Linked DNA regions of Homo sapiens: regions 1 and 3 are each linked to region 2. A link is a contact called in ENCODE Hi-C or POLR2A ChIA-PET data. All regions are on one chromosome and are shown on one strand. Each heading gives the region's core, a stretch centred on a gene start or an enhancer-like site at or near the end of the contact. The rest is flanking DNA. Distances are from core to core; before and after follow the strand shown.

Region 1 (3,597 bases), core at 1,006-3,505, 1.2 Mb before region 2:
ATGAGATGTATGTACAAATCATGTAAGAGGACATTCTGGACAAGGCAAGCTCCTGGCATTTGACAGATGCTAATGCTGCTTCTTTTTGCATTACAGGCTTAGACAAATGATGCTTGAGACACACCAAGATACCTGCACACTAGAGGCTGCAGTCACCTCAGAAGAAAGATGCCCCCTGCTCTGGCTGGTCAAACGGAACCAAGTCCGTCTTCCTGAGAGGTTTGGTCCCCTTCAACCAGCTACAGCAGGGCTGGCAATGCCCAGTCCTTGGAGAAACAGAAGAGATTCAACTGCAACTGAAATTACCTACTAAAACTTTCCTTGAGAAAACAATTCTGGTTTTTTCACCATATTCTTATGCTCCCAGGAAGGAAGAGAAGAGGAGTCCTGGAGTCAAAAGTGAGCAAGATTTTAATGCTCAACACACACTGTTCTGTGCCTTTGCACTCACAGCTGCAGCCACTTACATGCTTTTGACAGACACACAGTCAAGAAAGAGTTTGAGGATGGAGTTTGTGCCAACCCTAAGCCAGCCAGGGGAAGAGCATGAGACATAGAAGACAGGGCTCCTGCTCACTAGGGGCTAACAGTCTAAGGAAAGAAATTAGACATGTATATATGGTGTGATCCAATTGAATTGCAAGTTATAGCATGGCTAGTTCCAAGGCATAATTCTTACCTATCCCACCAAATATGCCTAGCACATTATGTATCATCAAGTCTCTATTGATCTATTCAGCCCAAGATATCTATTCACTAAGCAATCATTTCTCAGTTCCCTGATCTGTAGAATAGGGATAATAGTACCTGTCACACCAGGCACAGTGGCTTATGCCTAAAATCTCAGCATTTGGGGTGGCTAAGACAGGGGATTGCTTGAGGCCAGGAGTTCCAGATCAGCCTGGTCAACATAGCAAGATGCTGTTTCTACCAAAAAAAAATTTTTTTTGTTTTAATTAGCTGAATGCGGTAGTGCACACCTATAGTCCTAGCTACTTGGGAGGCTGAGGCAGGAAGATCACTTAAGTCCAGGAGATGGAGGCTGTAATGAGCTAAGTTCTCATAATCGCTACCTTTTACTAAGGGAGAATTCTGACCTGTCCTTCCAGTTTATCTTTTAAGATTTGTATCTTTTATGGTGTGTGTCTGGAACTTAGACAGTAATAAGTAAATATTTGGGTTTAAAATTCTATAGACATGTGTGTTCACATGCTGTATTCTGACACAAATGGGGTAGCATAAGTGCCTAGAGCCCACCACAGTGACCTCAGAGGAGAACACAGAGCTTACTAGCACAAATCTTTGCATTCAGGAAGACCTGGGGTTGAATGCTGCCCCTCTAATTTATTAGCTGTGATATATCCTCTCCGCAGCTCAATTAACATTGCACAAGCCTTAGTTTACTCATCTGTAAAATGGGGACAATGATACCAACCTCAGTTACCGTAAGGCTTAAAACAGACAGTGTTAATAAAGAGCCAAATATAAGCCCTTAAGAAATAGTAGCTGTTGTTTTACTGCTGTAAATGGCAACAGCACAAGGACAATGCTGTGTCCACAGGCACTTGTATGTAGAAGGAAAGAGCCAAATTAAAAAAAAAATAGGAGAAGAACTCAAAAAATACATAAAGGCTCATTGCTCACTGTAGGGTTTTGTTTTTTGTTGTTGTTGTTTTGTTTTTGTTTTTGTTTATTTTTTGAGACAGGGTCTCACTCTGTTGCCCAGATAGGAGTGCAGTGGCACGATTTCAGCTCACTGCAACCTCCGCCTCCCAGGCTCAAGCGATTCTCCTGCCTCAGCCTCCCAAGCAGCTGAGATTACAGGCACGCACCACTACCACCCGACTAAGTTTTATATTTTTAGTAGAGACAGGGTTTCACCATGTTGGCCAGGCTGGTCTTGAACTCCTGACCTCAAGTGATCCGCCCGCCTTGGCCTCCCAAAGTGCTGGGATTACAAATGTGAGCCACCGTGCCCAGCCTATAGGGTATTTTTATATTCCAACTATTAATTCTACTAGCATGTAGCATACATGCATTCACCCTAGTACATATGACTAGCATATAATATGCTTTACTTTTAAAAAATGCTTTATACATGAGACTGATCTTACCATCTTCAATATCCTGTCTGGAAAGCCTTCATTTGTGAGTGCTGTTGAGATCACATGTCCTCCCAAGTAGGACATGGAGTGTGAAGGCCATTGAGTGGGTGTTCCAAAGGGCAGCACAGAATGGAGTTTAGTTGAAGGTGCTGGGGACACACTACCTGGGCTCAAGTCCCAGCTCCCCACTCTCCAGCTGTGCCACTTGAGCAAGTTGCTTGACCTCTCCAGGCCTGGGTTTCCTCATCTGTAAAGTAGGAATATTGATAATAATATCTACTTCATAGAGTTTCATGAGAATACATGTAAAGGCCTGAAACCAGTATTGGGTACATAATAATACATTCTTAAGAGTCTTTATTTCTGACAATGTACCTGAAATGTTCCTGAAATTAAGTTGGTGTTCAATAAAAACATGTTCACTGAAAGATCAGCTTCTTTGTTTATTTTAAGCACAAACTATGGGATCATGTAATTTTTGGTTCAACTATTTCTACTTATCTCTTTCAATGCAGCACACTGGTTCAAAGCAGTAGTAAGGTGTGGGGGAAGGATGGCAACAAGCTTCTCTCTGCTTCCCAGGTCTGTGATGAAATGGAACTTCCCTGCGAACTAGGGGTATGCCTCTGGGAGTAGAAGCAGGGTGATCTTGAAGCGCAGTCGCAGAGCTGTCACCCGGAAGTCACCTGGCAGAACAGAAAACAAACATGATGTGGCCAAATACCAGCTGTCCTTAACAGGAGGGATCTTTTCCATCTGGAAGGGCAGAGGTCATGTAGGTAAAGATTAGATAACAATGCCAGGTATAGGTAAAAGGAGTGTTAAAAAAGGGTCACTTTCATATTTGGGATATTATGGCTAAAATGCCTGATAAAACTGGACAAGACATATAAGGCTAAGACTAAATAATGTCTTCTCTCTGTTAGAAAGAAGCCAGCCAGGCCAGGCATGAGGGTTCTTGTCTATAAATCCCAGCACTTTGGGAGGCCAACGCTGGCGGATCTCTTGAGCTCAGGAGTTCAAGACCAGCCTGAGCAAAACTCCATCTCTACAAAAAATACCAAAAATTAGCTGGGCACAGGGATGGGGACGCTGAGGTGGGAGGATCGCTTGAGCCCAGGAGTTTGATTGAGGCTGCAGTGAGCTGCGATGGCACCACTGCACTCCAGCCTGGGTGACAGAGTGAGACCCTGTCTCAAAAACAAAAGAAAAAAAAAGAAGGAAAGAAGAGGGAGGGAGGTAGAGAGGGAGGGAAGGAGTGAGAGAGGGAGGGAAGGAAGGAAGGAAGTTAAGAAGGGAGAGAGGGAGGGAGGGAGAGAAAGAAGGTAAAGGAAAGGAAGGAAGGAGAGAGAAAGGAATAAAGAAAAAGAAAAGGAGAGGAGGGGAGGAGAGGGAAGGGGAGCAAGCTAGCACACTTCTGGCAAGGGTTGGAGAACATGAGTGAACATTGTCATCCAACTTTCTACCTATCCCCTTGCCCTCAAGGGTCTTT
Region 2 (3,810 bases), core at 1,248-3,747:
TACGTGTGGAAAGCAACCGTTTATGTACATGTGCGTATTAATAAGTACCTGACACAGAAAGCATTCAAGGAAAGACTTATTTACAGGTAACTAATGAGAGGATTAGCCTTTTGATAACAGAAGAGCTGGTAGGCAAAGAGGAGGAATTAAAAAAAAAAATTACAAAATCTTTTAGGAGAGAAGAATGTAGCCAGGAAAGCAAGAGGTAAAACTCTCTCTTCACACTAACTACCCACCTAGGCACCAAAGTTACCCTCAAGAAAAGTAAACAGTTTTGCTTTGATTTGTGTAATTCAAGCTGGAAATAAGACACCCAAGGATGGATGCTCACCTCTAGAAGCAGGAAGACAAGCAACCATTATGCAGGGAGCAAAAGAAGAGGTAGTGGAAAAAAAGATTCTTGCAAACAGAACATCCAAAAATTAAGGTCTGTAACCAAGAAGAAGCTGTTGATTTCAGGGAATGGGAAGGAAACATTTTCAAACCACCATTTGGCAGACTCAATGCTGGGCTCTCATTTGCATTATCTCTTGAAATCCACAATGATCCTGCCACATAAAATCCCCATGTATAGACAAGGAAATTGAGTCAAGGAGGTGAGGTCAATATCTGAAGTTACAAGATATTTTTCTTGAAAAACATCAAATTTTAGTAAGCCTTCTACTGTCGCTTTTCAGCAAAGTTCTGTACTACATTCTGTAACATTACCTATCTGTAACTATCAATAAAAATTTCCCCTTTGTCTTCAATTAGAAATAGAAACGAAAATGCAAAAAGAGAAACAGTACAGAAAAAGTTCCTGGCAATAAGAAGTTAGAATCTAGGGTAAAAATCTAAAAGGAAAATGAGTAACATTTCCCTTTCAAGTGCAGAGCTTTCCTGGAGAATCCCAGGCAGTGTCTGAGCTACCAGAAAAGTAACCCACTTGTCCCCAATCACAGATGGAAGGCTAAAATGTTTGTCCACGGCCATCTAATGCAAAACCGCCTGTTTCTATCTGTAGATTCTGCACGAAATGCTTTTGGCTGAGACGTGCAAGCAAAACAAGTGCAGACCAACAGGTTATCTGCCAAGCGGTTAGGAGAATGAGTTACAAAACCTGACAAGCAACATCAGCTCTTCCGTACAATTCTATGAAGCACTTCCTGCCACGGGTCCCGCTATTTAAAACAAATTAGGCTGCTCGCTCCCCACAAATCCCATCTAGCACCTCTCGGTTCCTCAGTCTAGCTAATAAACCATGCACTGGATTCTTCCGAAAGAGACCCCCCGCCCCCGACCCCGCCACCTCCGCCACTTTGCATAACTGGCCAAATGCATTCTCCAAATTTGCAATCAAGGAGCTTAATTCACAATTGTGGATGGGGCGGGGGGAACCGCCAAGTGCAAGAACACGGAACGGTTGCAAGACGCAGTTCAGCAAGAACAACTCTTGCTCTAGGCATTGCTCCGTCGACCCGAGGTGGTGGGGTGGGAGAGTCTTACCGGCGTGGAAACAGTAAAAAGGCACTTTTCCTTACAACTCGCAAGACAACACACACTCTAGCTCCCCCGGCGCAGAGCACAACCGCCCCCCCGCCGCGCGCCTCCCTCGCAGCCAACCGCTCCCGCCTCTCCAGGGATCAGGCTCCCAGAAAGGGCCGCCCCGGTCGCCCCCGAGTCCCCGCCCTCTCGCTTTCCCACCAGCCTCATCCCTCCCTGAGTACCAAGGGCTGCCGTTGTCTGGTTTCAATAAAAACTGAAGCGGTCCCGAGCTAGCAGGCTTCCCTCCGAGGGGCGGACGGAAGGTCCGCAGGGTTAACGGAAGCGGAGAGAACAGGACAAAAAGGAAAGGCCGGAGAGTCCCCCCAGCGGCGCCCGGTGCCCGCAGACCCTCGCACAGGCTCTTCGAACTCACCCGGGTTTCGCCGACTCCAAAGAAAGCGCGCTCCCTCCGAGAGCGCTCCCCCGGCTCTCCCGCCGCGCGCTCCGGCCCGCAGGGCGGGAGGACCCAGGCGGACAGATCCATCCCTCCGCGTCTGGTGTGGGCACGGTGTCGTGCCCCGCGGCGCCTGTCAGCGCGCACAGGTGGGACCGCAGCACAGAGAACGCTCCCGAGCGCCCTGCCTCAGCCTCGGCGTGGGGCGAGCCGCCCGCGCCCGCACCCGCACCCCTTTCCCCGCGCCCGAGGAGCCGGGCTGTACCCCGGAGCCGGCGGAGCTGGAGGCCGCGGGCGGAGCGCGGGTTGCCCCGGCAGCTCTTTCTCGGCACCAGGTCCGAGACCTAACGGCAGTTCTCTCTGACCGCTTCCCGGCCGCGCGCTCGCGCGGGTGTCATGGCCGAGCGGCGGCCCCCGACGAAGTTTCCCGGAGCTGACGGCTTTACCTTTTAGCCCAAGGGGCGGCAGCAGCTTTGAGCAGCAGCAAGGCGGCGGCGGCGGAGGGAGCGCGGGTGGCAGCCGGCGCAGAGGCGGATGTAGAAGGAGACACCGGTGGCTAGGACCCGCGCGATGGGAAGAGGAAGGCGCCGGCTATCTACAATCAGAACGTGGGCTGACCGTGACGTCACAATGGCGCGGCCAGCCAATCGGGACCCGAAGGATGAATCAAGCGCTATGATGTCATGCGGCCCGGGAGCCAATCGCGGGACAATAGAACTTTCGTGATCGTAAATTCCAGAATCCGATGCGGTGGAGAGCCTAGGCCGGGGTTGGCCCCTCGGTTCCACGTGTCTCTGGGAAATTTTTTTCCCCTTTCTTCCTAATAAGCCTGCGTGGAACGCAGAGCCTGCGCAATAGCCCCGGTGAAGTTGTCGATGCCCTGAACTCTGGTTTTTTTACTGCCAGGCGTGGCAGGAGTCTGTGGCCGCATTTGGGTGGCAGAAGCCCACCCTCGTTACGGTCTCCTCTATGAGTTATGTCATGCTGAAGGGGATCCACTTCATCGTTAAAGCTGAAAGGGTTAAATGCCCACGGAGACCGCCGGAGTGAAGGTCTGCAGTTGAACAAGATAAAGGAACAAGAACAAAACGACTCAAAACTGTTGTAACCATAACTCCCTTGCAAAGGATTTACCGTGTATTTTTCTTAGGGATTCTGATTTTTCTTTGGAAGCCACTATCAACTCCATTTCTACTCTAGAAATTATTCTAAAGGATTGTTAAATGAGGAAAGATGGAATCAGTGTCTTTTCAGCTAAGCATATTTAAGCACTTAAGACAAAGGGGGTTCAGGGCATAAACGGAAGATCCTTGCTGTTTTTCACTGATATTTGGATAATTAAAGACCTTCATTAGCTTTGTATCCTACTGTTTCCCCATTCAAACCCCAGAGATTTAGCCTTTCTTCGTGTGCCCCTCTTGCTGTATTCTTACTCCTCTATGTGCATCCACCTAACAGTCGGCTATTTAATGTAGGCAAATTTATTCTTTTTTTTCTTTTTTTTTCTTTTTTGAGACAGAGTCTCGCTCTGTTGCCCAGGCTGGAGTGCAGTGGCGCGATCTCAGCTCACTGCAACCTCCACCTTCCGGGTTCAAGCGATTCTCCTGCCTCAGCCTCCCAAGTAGCTGGAATTACAGGCACGCGCCACCACACCCGACTAATTTTTGTATTTTTAGTAGAGATGAGGTTTCGCCATGTTGGCCAGGCTGGTCTCGAACTCCTGACCTCAGGTAATCCGCTCGCCTCAGCTTGCCAAAGTGCTGGGATTACAGACGTGAGTCACCGAGCCTGGCCGGCAAATTTATTCTTTTACATATTTACAATGTAATGCTTATCACGTGCCAGCTGTGTTCCAGGCAGTGGGCCATTGCAATAGGAATGCAAGTATACAA
Region 3 (3,486 bases), core at 548-3,047, 1.0 Mb before region 2:
GTCTACCCCAAGGAACTTAGCAGCAAGACACAGAGGCACCAGGGAGGCCAGCAATGCAACCCAGTAGCTACTTTCTGAGACACAGACAGAGGCAATTTTATGTGGATGGTTTTCCTTTGAAGATGTGTGGCCAGCTTTTCAAAGATAAAGTAAAATGTCTCCTTAGACATCAGGAAGGTTTGCCTCCAACTGTCGGGGATGTCTGCCCACTCAGAGGTCCTGCTGAAGATGGGACAATGTGGAGAGAGCTCTGGTCCTGTGGGCTCTAAGAGATCAAGCATCTGGCTCTATGAACAGAGAACAGATGACCTGCTTTGGTTCTCCAATATTGATTCAGTTTGACCTGCATGGTCTGGGCCAGGGAAGCCACCTGCTCAGCCTCTTCACTCTCAGCCACAAGCACAGCAGCAATGGCTCTCCTTTGCAGGACAGCTTGTGCAAGATGTTGCAGTCCCCCCTGAGCTTGATGCTGAAAGCATGCTTTGAGGGTGGTGGAGGCCTTTGAGTTGAGTTGGGTACAGTGATGTGTGAGTGTGTGTGACTTTCCTAATAAAAGTCAATGAAATTTTCCCCCAGGTAACCGTGGAAGCTCAGGGTTGAGTTAGTTGATGAATATCAGGCCTTCCATTATGAAGTGAATGCAGGTATGAATGAAATTATATCTGTGTAACCACACATCAGTATCTTCCCTCCATGTTCTTACAGAATCAGTCAGCAATACAAGAGCCAAAGTAAAACAGCTCAGAGAAAATAAGACTCATTCTTAGTGTGGATATCATTCTTTTCCTCACACAGACTTCCTCTCCTTAATGACCCCTTCCTTCTAAAGGACTTTTCATTTTTCCTGGCCTTCTTGTAGCAGGACGAGCCACAGACAGAGCTCCTCAGACACGGAATTAAAGAAGGAAGGAATTTATTCGGCTGGGAGCATTGGCAAGACTCCTGTCTCAAGAGCCAAGCTCCCCAAGTGAGCAATTCCTGTCCCTTTTAAGGGCTCACAACTCTAAAGGGGTCCACATGAGAGGGTTCTGATGGATTGAGCAAGCAGCGGGTATGTGACTGGGGGCTGCATGCACCAGTAATCAGAACGAGACAGAACAGGACAGGGATTTTTACAATGCTCTTCCATACAATGTCTGGAATCTATAGATAACATAACCAGTTAGGTCAGGGGTTGATCTTTAACTACCAGGCCCAGGACGCGGCGCCGGGCTGTCTGCCTGTGGATTTCATTTCTGCCTTTTAGTTTTTACTTCTTCTTTTGTTGGAGGCAGAAATTGGGCATAAGACAATATGAGGGGTGGTCTCCTCCCTTATTCTGACTCTCTTCACCAAGCAAACACATTGGCAAAATTCTACAGAAGTCTCTCCCACACACTAAAATCAAGGAGTGCCCTGAAAAACCAAAATAAGGGCCGGGCACAGTGGCTCATGCCTGTAATCCCAGCACTTTGGGAGGCCGAGGCGGGCGCATCACCTGAGGTCAGAAGTTGGAGACTAGCCTGACCAACATGAAGAAACCCTGTCTCTACTAAAAATACAAAAATAAAAATAAAAAAAAAATTAGCCGGACGTGGCGGTGCATGCCCATAATCCCAGCTACTAGGGAGGGCTGAGGCAGGAGAATCCCTTGAACCCGGGAGGCAGAGGTTGCAGTGAGCCAAGATTGCATCATTGCACTCCAGCCTGGGCAACAGAGTGAGACTCCGTCTCAAAAATAAAAATTAAAAAAAAAAAAATTGGCAAAATTCTACAGGAAGTCCCTCCCACACACTAAATTCAAAGAGTGCCCTGACAAACCAAACTGCTTCACCAGTTTTACTTGCCCTGATCATCTAACGTCCCCCACAAGCAGGCACATGAAGATGGTTAGTTTTTTGTTTTGTTTTTGTTTTGTTTTAAGACAAAAAGCCAAGACCTTTTTCAATCTCGGGTTTCTGCCTTTTAGTTAAAAAATTCACTCTATATTTCAATCTATTATGAGGAAGGACCTGCTTGACAGGAGTGAAAAAAAAATCAATTATTCCTTAAAGTTTTCAGAAAGAAAAACCACATGGAAGAATAGACTTTAACATTAGCATTGGATATTTCTAGATCTCAGCGCTCTCACATTGCCAAGTCACTTGGAATGTCTAATCAGCTGCCTAATGGAGGAACTGAGACTGCAAAGCATTCTTGACACACCACTGCAGTGCTTTCTCTTTCATACTGCAGTGCTTTCCTGCTGTTTCTTACTTAATGAAAATCTACTTCCATAATATCATGATGTGTTTTTTGAGCTGCTCTTTCTCTAAGAGCTGGTGTCCATCCTAGGTGGGGCTAGGAGTCAGAAGATGCATGCATATTCTAGCTCCAAAGGGTGTGTGACCTTAGGAAAGTTACCCTCCCTTTCTCTGTCCCAAGTGTTCTCCTTATAAAACAAGCATGTTGGACTCACCTAATCCTAACTAAGGCCTTTAGTTGCTGTAACATCTTAAAATTAATTCAAAAGACCAGATCTCACAGGATCTCTGCTAAGATGGCTATAACTTGTCGTCTTAGAGATTGTTTCTAAGGTAGTAAAATAAATACAACGTGGTAAATATTATGAACTCAGCAACGCATTCCACAAATATTTATTGAGCCCCTTTAATGTGCTAGGAATTATGACAGGCACAGGAGATGAAGTGAGACAGCCATTATAGATACTAAATCTCATGTTCGTTATCGGATCAGCAGCTTGGAAAAAGAATCAGTACTTTGTCATTTCTTTCTAGGTAGCTGTTTGTGACTGGAAAGTCTGTGCTTGTTATTGCTGGCAAATTCTTGACGTGGGCAGGACTGCATATTCTGGCACTTAGGACTTTAATGATTTCCATGAATCTTTTCATGTAGTAATTAAACATATTTCCTAAAATTCTATCTAGGTGGGAGTCACTGCCACCACCTTGAGACTTACTGTAGTCTCATTGTAATAGTATGCTTCCTGTCTACCTGTCTGAAAAATTACTCTATTACTGGACTTTTTGGCATCTTCCACTTGAAAATGACAACTTAGCCAACCGACAGTGATCAAGAGGAAATGAGAGTTTCTGTTCTCCTTTCTTTGCCTTATGATTTCTTTTGATGTAAGACATCATGATCCGACTTTAGCAATACCGCCTCTTCATCGGGCTCACAACTCTGTGCTACATGAATTCCTTTGCTTCCTCCTTAGTTATTAACTCAAGTTACCATCTTAGATGGCAGGCCTTTTCATAAAGCCACTTAAAGTCCCTCCAAGCAGTGCTAGACTGCTCTCACTGGACCCCACCAGGAGAGGTGGAGGTGGAGGGGAGCCTTAGGCTGATTCTTCCCCACCCCATTTTCTACCTAGGAGCAAGGCCTGCTGCTGCTTTCTATCTGTTCATTGGTTGAGACCTTTCCATCTGTTAATTGCTTGGAGAAAAGAGGAAGAAAAACAAGGGATCTTGGCCCCTGCCCTCCTCTTAAATCGCCATCCCCTAC

Evidence for each region. A loop is a pair of places that touch in the nucleus more often than their neighbours do. ChIA-PET counts read pairs that join two places held with the same protein, here RNA polymerase II (POLR2A). Pooled maps may share reads with other maps.
Region 1: a pooled map shows a loop between it and region 2 (3-fold over the local background). The contact joins the promoter of LINCMD1 here to the promoter of ELOVL5 in region 2. A Hi-C loop is called at or near these places in 2 of 37 single-sample maps with no recorded cell type and 5 of 50 pooled maps.
Region 3: a map of naive thymus-derived CD4-positive, alpha-beta T cell shows a loop between it and region 2 (2.4-fold over the local background). The contact joins the enhancer-like site here to the promoter of ELOVL5 in region 2. A Hi-C loop is called at or near these places in 1 of 168 maps with a recorded cell type or tissue (naive thymus-derived CD4-positive, alpha-beta T cell), 3 of 37 single-sample maps with no recorded cell type and 11 of 50 pooled maps. POLR2A ChIA-PET finds 5 or more read pairs at or near these places in 1 of 52 experiments (activated B cell).

Annotation. Positions count from the first base shown.
Region 1 is chr6:52,148,768-52,152,364 of GRCh38, forward strand. It overlaps LINCMD1 (long intergenic non-protein coding RNA, muscle differentiation 1), which reads right to left and starts at 2,256. Exons shown (of 3, transcript NR_131248.1): 1 at 2,115-2,256. It overlaps MIR133B (microRNA 133b), which reads left to right and starts at 156; the gene lies at 156-274.
Region 2 is chr6:53,346,453-53,350,262 of GRCh38, forward strand. It overlaps ELOVL5 (ELOVL fatty acid elongase 5), which reads right to left and starts at 2,498. Exons shown (of 8, transcript NM_021814.5): 1 at 2,365-2,498. RefSeq lists a silencer at 1,899-2,338.
Region 3 is chr6:52,302,999-52,306,484 of GRCh38, forward strand. The region is part of intron 1 of LOC124901329 (a long non-coding RNA gene); the gene reads right to left. Among named protein-coding and RNA genes, the nearest start is that of MCM3, 20 kb to the left of the region's middle. RefSeq lists a silencer at 1,193-1,487 and an enhancer at 3,143-3,212. Within about 2 kb of position 1,798, at least 6 of the 41 ENCODE cell types and tissues checked have a DNase peak (open chromatin) inside an H3K27ac peak, as active enhancers do.